2 separate regions of the Homo sapiens genome follow, and region 1 is linked to region 2. Evidence: chromatin contacts called from ENCODE Hi-C or POLR2A ChIA-PET data. All regions are on one chromosome and are shown on one strand. Each heading gives the region's core, a stretch centred on a gene start or an enhancer-like site at or near the end of the contact. The rest is flanking DNA. Distances are from core to core; before and after follow the strand shown.

Region 1 (5,134 bases), core at 683-3,182, 240 kb before region 2:
TGGGTACAGAGGCAATAGAGATGCAGGAATTAAAAAAACACATTAACCTTGGTGACCAAGAGATTGGGGGTACCACTGACAGGGAACGTCAAGTGTGTGGCTAGGATAAGATTGACAAAGTTACTGGAGAGAACGATTGGGTTTTTCATGATAAATTCAGAAGTTATAATGAGACATCAAGATGAAAGAGTCTGCTGGAAGCTTGATACATAGAATGTAAGCTAGTGAGAGCACACATTCAGAGGCGTTTTTGGATGCTATAGACAGAAAACAAGCATGAAGTAGTTCAGCGAATGGAAGACATTCTTTTCCACAGAATACCAAGACCCCTTTGGGACGACAAAGTAAGCCTTAAAATTCATTCACAACTACAAATGTAAGCTTCTAGCAATTTACAGAGAAGCCTGAAGACAGTCTTTTATTAGATGCCTGCAAAATCATCAGCACACAATGGACCCATGAGAATAAAGTATGAAATCTCTGAAGTGAAGAATACCAAGAAAAGCAAATAGTAAATTTTGAGAAAGATAAAGAAACCCGCAAGCACAAAACTGAAAGAAGGGTATTAGAAAAACTGAGTGAGAATGACAACTTAAAAACTTAGAAATAATAATTTAGGCTGCGCACAGTGGCTCATGCCTGTATTTTCAGCACTTAGGGAGGCTGAAGCAGGTGGACTGATTGAGCCCAGGAGTTCAAGACCAGCCTGGGCAATGTGCCAAGAAACCTCATCTCTACCAAAATATACAAAAATTAGCCGGATGTTGGTGGTGTGCACTGTAGTCCCAGCTACCTGGGAGGCTGAGGTGGGAGGATCACCTGAGCCAGGCAGGTCAAGGTTGCAGTGAGCTGTGATTGTGCCAGTGCGCTCCAGCCTGCATCACAAAGTGAGACCCTGTCAATAATAGTAATAATAATAATAATTTGATTTGGTAACAAGGTGATAGTTTGTATATCTGACCCCTCCAAATCTCAAATCTCATGCTGAAATGTGATCCCTAGTGGGAGGTGTTTGGGTCACAGGGACAGATTCCTCATGAATGGCTTGGTGTGTTCCTGTGTAATGAGTGAGTTCAGAGTGTGGCACCTCCCCTGACTCCCTTGCTCCCTCTCTTGCCATGTGGCACACCTGCTTCCCCTTTGCCTTCTGCCAAGACTGAAAGCTTCCTGAGAAGCAGATGCTAGTGCAATACTTACTGATCAGCCTGCAGAACCGTGCACCAAATAAATCTTGTATAAATTACCCAGCCTTAGGTATTCCTTTATTCCTTCCTTCATTTATTTATTTATTTAAGAAAAGGTCTTGTTCTGTCACCCAGGCTGCAGTGCAGTGGCACGAACATAGCTCACTGCAGCCATGAACTCCTGGGCTCAAGTGATCCTCCTGCCTCAGTCTCCCAAGTAGCTGGGGCTACAGGCATGTGCCTCCAAACCCGGCTAATTTTTATTTATTTTTTGTAGACATGGAGGGTCTTGCTATGTTGCCAAGGCTGGTCCTGAACTACTGGCCTCAAATGATCCTCCCGGTCTAAAGTCCTAGGATTATAGGTGTGAGCTGCCACACCCAACCTTCAGGTATTCCTTTGTAACAACACAAAACAGACTAACACACAAGGGTAAATACAGCAGAGTGAAAAGAAACCAGGTTTGAGAAGGTTAAGAAAGAAGAGAAGTGTAAGAAAGTAAGTCAACACATAGACTTGAAATATGGCTAACTGGAAACTATAAGAGAGAATCAAGTGGAGCAAAAAAGATAGAGTTAACTTCACCGACACAATAATAAGGCTGAATGAAATGATAGACGCCACTTAACAGTGAAATGTCATCTTCAAAGGGCCTAAAAAAGAAGAAAACAGCTGACCTAGAATTCTCTATCCTGCAAAAGTAGCTCACAAAGTGAAAGTGAAAGAAAAACATTTTCAGACAAAGAAAAACTGAGTGGATCCATCACTACTAGGTGCTCACTAAAGGAAAAACTAAATTGAGTTCTTGAAGGAGAAAATGCATGATCTCAGATGGAGGAACAGACGTAGGAAGGAAAGAAAAACAAAAAGGGTAAAATGTGGGTAAATCTACATAAGGAGTAACTGTTTAAAAAAACAAATATACACACACACAGAATTTTAAACTCTGATAATAATAACACCCAAAGGCAGGAATGGAAAAGGAATGAATTTAAGGTGTGCCAAGGTCACTGCATCTTCTAGAGAAACAGTAAAAGTGTTATTTGTAATTTTCTTTTTTTTTTTTTTTTGAGACGGAGTCTCGCTCTTTCGCCCAGGCTGGAGTGCACTGGTACAGTCTCTGCTCACTGCAAGCTCCGCCTCCTGGGTTCACACCATTCTCCTGCCTCAGCCTCCCGAGCAGCTGGGACTACAGGCGCCTGCCACCGAGCCTGGCTAATTTTTTGTATTTTTAGTAGAGACTATGTTGCCTAGGCTGCTCTTGAACTCTCAGGCTCAATCCTTCCGCCTTAGCCTCTCAAAGTGCTGGGATTACATGTGTGAGCCATCACGCCCAAGTTGATTTTTTAGTAACAGCTATTCTGACTGGTGTGAGATGGTATCTCACTGTGGTTTTGATTTCTATTTCTCTGATAATTAGTGACGATGAGTGGTTTTTCATGTGTGTTGGCTGCTTATAGGTCTTATTTTGAGATATGTCTGTTCATGTCCTTTGCCCTTTTTTTTTTCTTTTTTTAAACAGTGTCTTGCTCTGTCGCCCAGGCTGGAGTGCAGTGGCATGATCTTGGCTCATTGTAATCTCCGCCTCCCCAGTTCCAATGATTTTCGTGCCTCAACCTCTTAAGTAGCTAGTATTATAGGTGTGTGCCACCACGCCCTAATTTTTTTTTTTTTTTTGTATTTTTAGTAGACATGGGGTTTCACTATGTCAGCCAGGCTGATCTCAAACTCCTGGCCTCAAGTGATCTGCCTGACTCTGCCTCCCAAAGTGCTGGGATTACTGGTGTAAGCCACCATGCCCAGCCCTTTGCTCATTTTTTAATGGGGTTGTTTTTTGCTGTTAAGTTCCTTATAAATTCTGGATATGAGATCTTTGTTGGATGTATAGTTTGTGACTATTTTCTCCCATTCTTTAGGTTGTCTGTTTATTGGTGGATTCTTTTGCTGCGTGGAAGCTCTGTAGTTTAATTAGGTCCCACTTGTCAATTTTTGGCTTTGTTGCAATTGTTTTCGGAGACTTAGCCAAAAATTCTTTGCCGGGGCCAATGTCGAGAGGATATTTCCTAGGTTTTCTTCTAGGATTTTTATAGTTTGAGGTATTACATTTAAATCTTTATTCCACCTTGAGTAAATTTTTGTATATTGTGATGAGGGTCCAGTGGTGACACATGCCTGTAGTCCCAGCTACCTGAGAGGCTGAGGTGGCTTGAACTCAAGAAGTTGAGGCTGTAGTGAGCCATCATTGCACCACTGCACGGGTGCCTGTGCAATAATCCTGTCTCACAAAAAAAATAAAAAGAAAAAAAAAAGTTAAAAAGAAAAAAAGACTTTTTCAGACAAACAGAACAAGAAACTAAAACATAACATCAAATAGGTGACTAACAGGTTTCTTCAAAATAATACAGGAGTGAGGGAAGTGAGTAGACAAAATAAGGCTAGACATGAATTGATAGCTGTTTTAACTAACAATAGATACAAGGGCTTTGTTATATTATTGTTTACTTTTATTTATGTTTCAAAGTTTTGGCTGGGCATGGTGGCTCATGCCTGTAATCCTAACACTTAGAGAGGCTGATTTGGGAGAACTGCTTGAGGCCAGGAGTTCGGGACTAGCTTGGGCAACATAGTGAGACTCTGTCTCTACAAAATAGAAAATGAAAAAATTAGCTGGGTGTGGTGGCACAGGGCTATAGTCCTAGCTACTCGGGAGGCTAAGGTGGGAAGATAACTTGAGCCCAGGAGTTTAAGGTTGCAGTGAGCCATAATCACACCACTGCACTCCAGCCTGGGCAACACAGCAAGACCCCAACTCAAAAAAAAAAAAAAAAAGAATGATACGGGAAAGAGAGGAGGCAGTGTGAACTAAATCTTTCATGTCCAGAAATACACAAAAATAAAAAATTGAAAAACAGAAATATAAATATTATGGACATAACTAGAAATGGTTTAAAAGGTTGCCAAGAAGCCAAACTGGGAGTGGAAGGTGGGAGACATGATTATCTTTTTCACTATAAGCTTTTTTCAAAAAACTGATTATTATTTTAATCAAATCATTTTAATTATTTGTTTTGTTTTAAAAACTGATAAAATACTTAATAGTCAAAAAAACAATGACAGTTAATATGTTTAATCATTTATTGTCTAAATAAGCAATTCAGGCACAAAACGGAAGGGTCTACTATATATTTTAAACAATACTACCAAGTATTTTAAACAGTATCCTTAAATACATTGTAATTTTCAGATTAAGCTATTTTAAAATGAAAATAAGTTATCCCACTAAATTATTTCCTAGTTTAAATTAGTAATTTAATTACTAAATTAAATCAGAATAAAACTCTGGAATCATTACAAATCATTTTTGCATTTCACCATTATGATCTAAAGTCTAAGCAGGTCAATATGTCATACTTTTAAACTCCTGAGCCTTATTAAAAAGCTAATGATATAATGTACAATAAGACAAATTATCTTACCTCTTTTTCTTCACCAACTTGATCCAAACTCTCATGACTTGAAGGATTATATGGAATTACTAAAAACCCAATACCAAACATTAAAAAAAAAAAAAAAAAAGGTGCAGGAGAAAAAAACAGCAACCATTAATGAGTTTGAAATAAAAATTGTCTCCTGATTTTTATTTTAGTTTTTACTTCTGAATAAATTTTCATTATTTAAAACTGACTATCTGTCCTACTAATAACAAATTGTATGTAAATACAATAGTTAAATCCTAATCTTTAGTGAGGGTAAAGAGAGCAAGCATCACAACCTGGTAGCCAAGTACTGCTTTTAACAAGTACTTTCGTTATTTTTAAAACATTTCTCTTCTTTACAAATTAATCAAACACTTCCTTCTAAACAAATGACTCTATAAGATATGTTTAAATTTTTTAGTATGACTAAGACATAGAGATACAGGACCTCTGGTTTTCACTTCTCACTCCATT
Region 2 (5,517 bases), core at 1,335-3,834:
GCAATCAACCCCCAGGCTTGCTAATGCCCTTTGTGTAAAAAAAGCTGACCTAGCCTCCACCTGCATCAACTTGATCCGCTCAGCTTTGTCACACTCAGCAAACACCCTCTGCCTTCTGAGCAAAATAAATCGGCACCTCCAGTAGGGAGAAAAAAACTTTTTATGACCGAGTCTGGAGAAGCAGCCTTGACACCCAATTTACAAAGAACGAGCGTCTGCGGAAGACCTTGCATCTAGACTCGGCTGCAGTGCCAAACCTACCTTATGCAAAAAAGCTCCACAAGTGGTGGTGTTCTGTTTAAAGGAAAATGCCAAACACACACAAATACTGAAACAATAGCATAAGGACTTCCATAACCATCATCCAGCTTCAACTATTTTTATTTTTGTTTTACTTTAAGTTCTGGGATACAGGTGCTGAATGTGCAGGTTTGTTAATAGGTATACATGTGCCATGGTGTTTTGCTGCACCTATCAACCCGTCATCTAGGTTTTAAGCCCTGCATGCATTAGGTATTTGTCCTAGTGCTCTCCCTCCCCTTTCCCCCCACCCTCCGACAGGCCCCCGTGCCTGAAGTTCCCCTGCCTGTGTCCATGTGTTCTTCCCAGCTTCAACTATTAACAATCCATGAACAATCTCCTCTCATCTTGTTCCCCTCCCTTCTCTGCTAGCATCTAAAACTGAATAATTCTGAAGCAAATCCCAAAGCTGTATTTCAACTTCAGTCTGTGTCTCTACAGGGATTTTAAAAACCTTAATCAGGATACCGTTACCAAAAGTAACTAAACAGAACTATTATAATTTCCTTGATACCATCAAATAATCAGTAGAAATGTCCTTCATCGTCTCCTTATTTATTTATTTATTTTGAGACGGAGTCTCGCTCTGCCTCCCAGGCTGGAGTGCAGTGGCGCCATCTCGGCTTACTGCAACCTCCGCCTCCCGGGTTCAAGCGATTCTCCTACCTCAGCCTTCCCGAGTAGCCGGGATTACAGGCGCGTGTCACCACACCCAGCTAATTTTTGTATTTTTAGTAGAGAAGGGTTTCACCATGTTGGCCAGGCTGGTCTCGAACCCCTGACCTCAGGTGATCCACCCACCTCGGCCTCCCAAAGTGCTGGGATTACAGGTGTGAGCCACCGCACTCGGGCATCATCTCCATTTTAAAAAACATTCATCAAATCAGGATCCAACCAACGTCCACACCTTGTATTGCCACCGAATTTCTCTTAAATCGTTTTGAAACTGCACACAGGTCCTCCTCCCTGCAATTCGCATAGCAACCAAGCTGATCCTCACTGACAATTTCCAAATAACTATAATAACTCTATTCTGGAGATATCACAAGTGCCGGTCTTAGAGCTTGTCAAATGTATACATATATGTTTATATTTATATATAAATGCACAAAAGCACACAAGAAACCATTTCACTCGAAGCAATAACAATCCTGAGAGCTAAACACTCGTTCATGTCTTTTGTGATGCTTCTCGGTGGGGGTTATCTCTGGGATTTAAGCGACACTTCCCCTTACCGGAGACATTTGCGCAAGTGTAGGACGAAGCGAGAGCGGTTCCTTCCAGCCGAACCTGCCTCCGGAGGCCCGGTCCGTGCGTTCGTCTCCGGACTGCAGGGGGCGGCCCTGCCACCACCTCGAGGCCACCTGCGCAGGTGAGAAAAGGAGTTTCAGTCTCCGGGTTCCTGGGGGTGGTCGCAGGTAATCTAGAGGGAATTTTGAGCCAGCCAGGATGGTCATCCAGGAACCTACCCGGACGCAACGGCCTCGGAAAACAAATAGCCGGGCAAGGCCCTGGGGCTTAATCCCAGTGGCGGGCGCGGGCGGGGGCGCCGTCCCCAACGCTCGAGGCCAGGGGAGGGGAGGCAAAGTCGGCCCCAATGAATGCACGCACGCGCGCGCGCGCGCGTGTGTGTGAGACTATTCACCTCTGGGCGCCAGGAAAGAGCGAAGAGTTGCATACACCCATTTCTATAACCTTGCTGGGTTTGTCATGTTTAAAAAGCATCTCCCCTGGAGAGAGGGTGGCGAGTCTCTGGGTGCGGGACACGCCCATTCCCCAGACCCCCTGCCCTCAAACCCACGACAGACCCCAGTTGCTAAGGCTCCGCGGTAATCCCCATCCCGAAGCAGGAAGGCTCGGGCGTCCGGGCTCCACTCCTGGATCTCTTAAGTAGCAGAGAACCCCCAGCCCCTGAGTTCCTGCAAAGGAAATTCCTTCCCCTCCCAGGCGCGCTGAACGCCCGGCCAGGGAGGCTGGGAGCGGCGCGGGGACCGTTCGCCGCCCCGAGGCTGGGACGCCGGTGGCGAGAGCGCCGGGCGCCCTCCACCTGCGCCCGCACTCACCCGAGGATCGATGGCTGTCGGCTCCGCAAGGTTGAGGCCCCGACACCTGCAGCGCCCGTGCCCAGGTGACCGCCCGAGGGAGGGGCGAGGGCCCAGCTCGCCCGCCTGGTCCCGCCCCGCCCCGCCCCGCCCCGCGCGCTCCCGGGAGGGGCAGGGGAGCACGGCCCCGGGACCCCGCGGCGACCCTGCTGTGGCTCAGCCGGCTCCAGACCAGGAAATGCGGGCGTCAGAGACGGGCAACCTTTGAGCGCGCACGTCCCGTCCGGGCCCAACGAAACAAGGGCCGGAGGGCGCCGCCTGCCGGCGGGACGGAAAGATATCACAGAGACTGTCACCCCCCGCCGGCTAGGAGAGGGCTGAGTTGAGGCTGGCAGAGGGACGCAGCCAGGGGTGCGCAGTGCGGGAGCCGCTTGGGGGCTCAGTGAGACCCCCTTCCTCATGCCACATCTTGAGGACCCGGCCCCTGTCCTAGGAGCTCCCCATCTCCCCAGCAGGCGGGCGAGCGGGGGCCACTGGGTCAGGGCCTCTCCTTCCCTTACCTCTGCAAATGTAAACTTGGCAGTTGTCTCCAGATAAGAGTTTACACAGGGTGGCCAGGCGGTGGCTCATGCCTGTAATCCTAGCACTTTGGGAGGTCAAGGTGGGCGGATCACTTGAGGTCAGGAGTTTGAGACCAGCCTGGCCAACATGGTCCACGTTGGTCCCCATGTCTACTAAAAATACAAAAATTAGCCGGGCTTGGTGGCACGCACCTGTAATCCCAGCTATTTGGGAAGCTGAGGCACGAGAATCGCTTGAACCCAGGAGGCGGAGGTTGCAGTGAGCTAAGACCGCACCACTGCACTCCAGCCTGGGCAGCAACAGCAAGACTCCGTATCAAAAAAAAAAAAAAAAAAAAAAAAAAAAAAAAAAAAGAGTATACACAGGGTGACAGAACTTCTTGAAACTTGTATGCTTCTAAGCAACCGCCTGCAGTGTACTGTGAATTCAGATTTTTAAATAAAAATCTGCAAATATTAAATAGCCCATATATTGCATTGCCTTTTTTGTGTCAACAGTGCTAATTTGTTGTCATTCAACAAATATTTGTTGAGCACCTACGACTTGCCGGTCATTTAAACATTTAAAATATCGAACAATTAGGCCAGCGCAGTGGCTCAAGCCTGTAATCCCAGCACTTTGGGAGGCCGAGGCGGGTGGATCACTTGAGGTCACGAGTTCAAGACCAGCCTGGCCAACATGGTGAAACCCTGCCTCTACTAAAAATACAAAAATTAGTTGGGCGTAATGGCACATGCCTGTAGTCCCAGCTACTTGGGAGGCTGAGGCAGGAGAATGACTTGAACCCAGGAGGCAGAGGTTGCAGTGAACCAAGATCACGCCATTACACTCCAGCCTGGGCAACAGAGACAGACTTCATCTGAAACAAATAAAATAAAATAAAATATTGCACAATTTCTTCCTTCTCCTCTTCACGCAGAGCCTTGAACAAGGGGAGTGTCCTGAGCCTCTCAACCTCTCTGAGTGTCATAGCAGTTAGAGATTAAAGATGACCATGTCCATACACGTTTGTATCTCTCCACAATGTCAGTCTTTTTTTTTTTTTAAATGCTATTTCAATCACAAAATCCAGGAGCTACATGGAGTTCCCAAGGAGGCAATTCTCCTTAGTCCTTCCCATTCACTCTGTAGTCAGAGCACATAGGTTCAAGCCACTCCATAAGTCAGTAAATATTGCAAACCATACATACTAGTATACTTAATCACTATACGAATGTTGTAGATTAAACATTCCACAACAAAGTAATATTTAACATCAAGACGAAGAAGAGGAGAAAGGGTTAATGAACCAGTCCAAAGGGAGGGAAGAAGACAAAGGGAGTCCTGGTCTGGGCCTGGTGGTCTTGCAAGGAAGAGTCTTTGATGTGGCAGAGCTTTCGGTGGCAAATTCTGAGTTCTTATCATGAGTGACTGCAAGACGGTGTTAGTGAAGACAGCCAAGCTGAAGGCTTCGCTCTTTTACAGTCAGAGGGTCCTCTGGTGAGAACTTATAGTGGATGAGTGTGCTTGTTTGTGTTCTTTTTTAAAATTTGTTCGTCAAGCAAAACATCTTATCCTTGTTAGCAAAGTGCCCATGAAATATAAAATGGAGGGTTTTTCTAAGATGGAATTAGTTACCTCAAGGGTGGTTTATACACTGAGAGTCTGGACTAGCCTTGCAAGGAACTCAGTAATTGCCCAAGGGTGCAAGAAGAACCCTGATAGAATTAAGTGTGGGTTGCTAGGGAGACTGAGGAGCAGCTTCACCTGGCCTGGAGTGGCAGAGAGAACTTCCTGGAGAAGTGCAGAGGCCAACTGAATCACAGAGGAGTACCGGGTTCAACGGGATGTGAGGTGCTTCCGCCAAGATTCCAACGTGTGCAAAGTGGGAAGTGGAAAGCCAGGCAGAGAGTTCATGTTCTAATAAGGGAATGGCAAGTGGGTCAGAAGACCTGAGAGGGAGAGGATGGGAGTTGAGTTAGAGCAGAGGGCATGGGGGCCAAATCATACTCATAACAAAAATAACCATCATCTAGGGAGTGGATAGTATAGAACAGGAGCTGGACATACATAACTTCAAACGAGCCTCACGCCAACCCTGCAAGGTAGGGTTATTACTCTCCTTTATAGAAGAGGAAAATGAGAGCCGGGCACAGTGGCTCACACCTGTAATCTCAGCACTTTGGGAGGCTGAGGTGGGCAGACTGCATGAGGTCAGAAGTTTGAGACCAGCCTGGCCAACATGGTGAAACCCCGTCTCTACTAAAAATACAAAAATTAGCCAGGCATGGTGGCGGGCGCCTGTAATCCCAGCTACTCAGGAAGCTGAGGCAGGAGAATCACTTGAACCTGGGAAGCGGAGGTTGCAGTGAGCTGAGATCACACCATTGCACTCCAGCCTGGGCGACAAGAGCGAGACTCTGTCTCAAAAAAAAAAAAAAAAAAAAAAAAGAAGAGGAAAATGAGACTGAGACCCAGGAAGGAGAGACATATTGCTAGTGACAAGGCTGGGGTAGGGTAGCTCTGAGCAGCCAGGCTGCCCTGTCAATGCCTCTCTCCAGGCGGATCTGGGAGGCTGGATTTATCTTCAAATACTTTCAGCATCCCCAAGTGC

The links. Hi-C counts contacts between places; a loop is a spot of excess contacts on that map. ChIA-PET counts read pairs that join two places held with the same protein, here RNA polymerase II (POLR2A). Pooled maps may share reads with other maps.
Region 1: a loop to region 2 is called in a pooled map, with 5 times the contacts of the local background. The contact joins the enhancer-like site here to the promoter of GPR160 in region 2. A Hi-C loop is called at or near these places in 5 of 50 pooled maps. POLR2A ChIA-PET finds 5 or more read pairs at or near these places in 2 of 52 experiments (CD4-positive, alpha-beta T cell and activated T-cell).

The regions. Positions count from the first base shown.
Region 1 is chr3:170,274,814-170,279,947 of GRCh38, reverse strand. It overlaps PRKCI (protein kinase C iota), which reads right to left. Exons shown (of 18, transcript NM_002740.6): 8 at 4,661-4,719. Among named protein-coding and RNA genes, the nearest start is that of PRKCI, 55 kb to the right of the region's middle. Within about 2 kb of position 1,932, at least 4 of the 41 ENCODE cell types and tissues checked have a DNase peak (open chromatin) inside an H3K27ac peak, as active enhancers do.
Region 2 is chr3:170,035,062-170,040,578 of GRCh38, reverse strand. GPR160 (G protein-coupled receptor 160) reads right to left here and starts at 2,584. Exons shown (of 4, transcript NM_014373.3): 1 at 2,364-2,584; 2 at 1,536-1,664. RefSeq lists silencers at 1,560-1,609, 1,770-1,819, 2,130-2,609 and an enhancer at 1,205-1,704.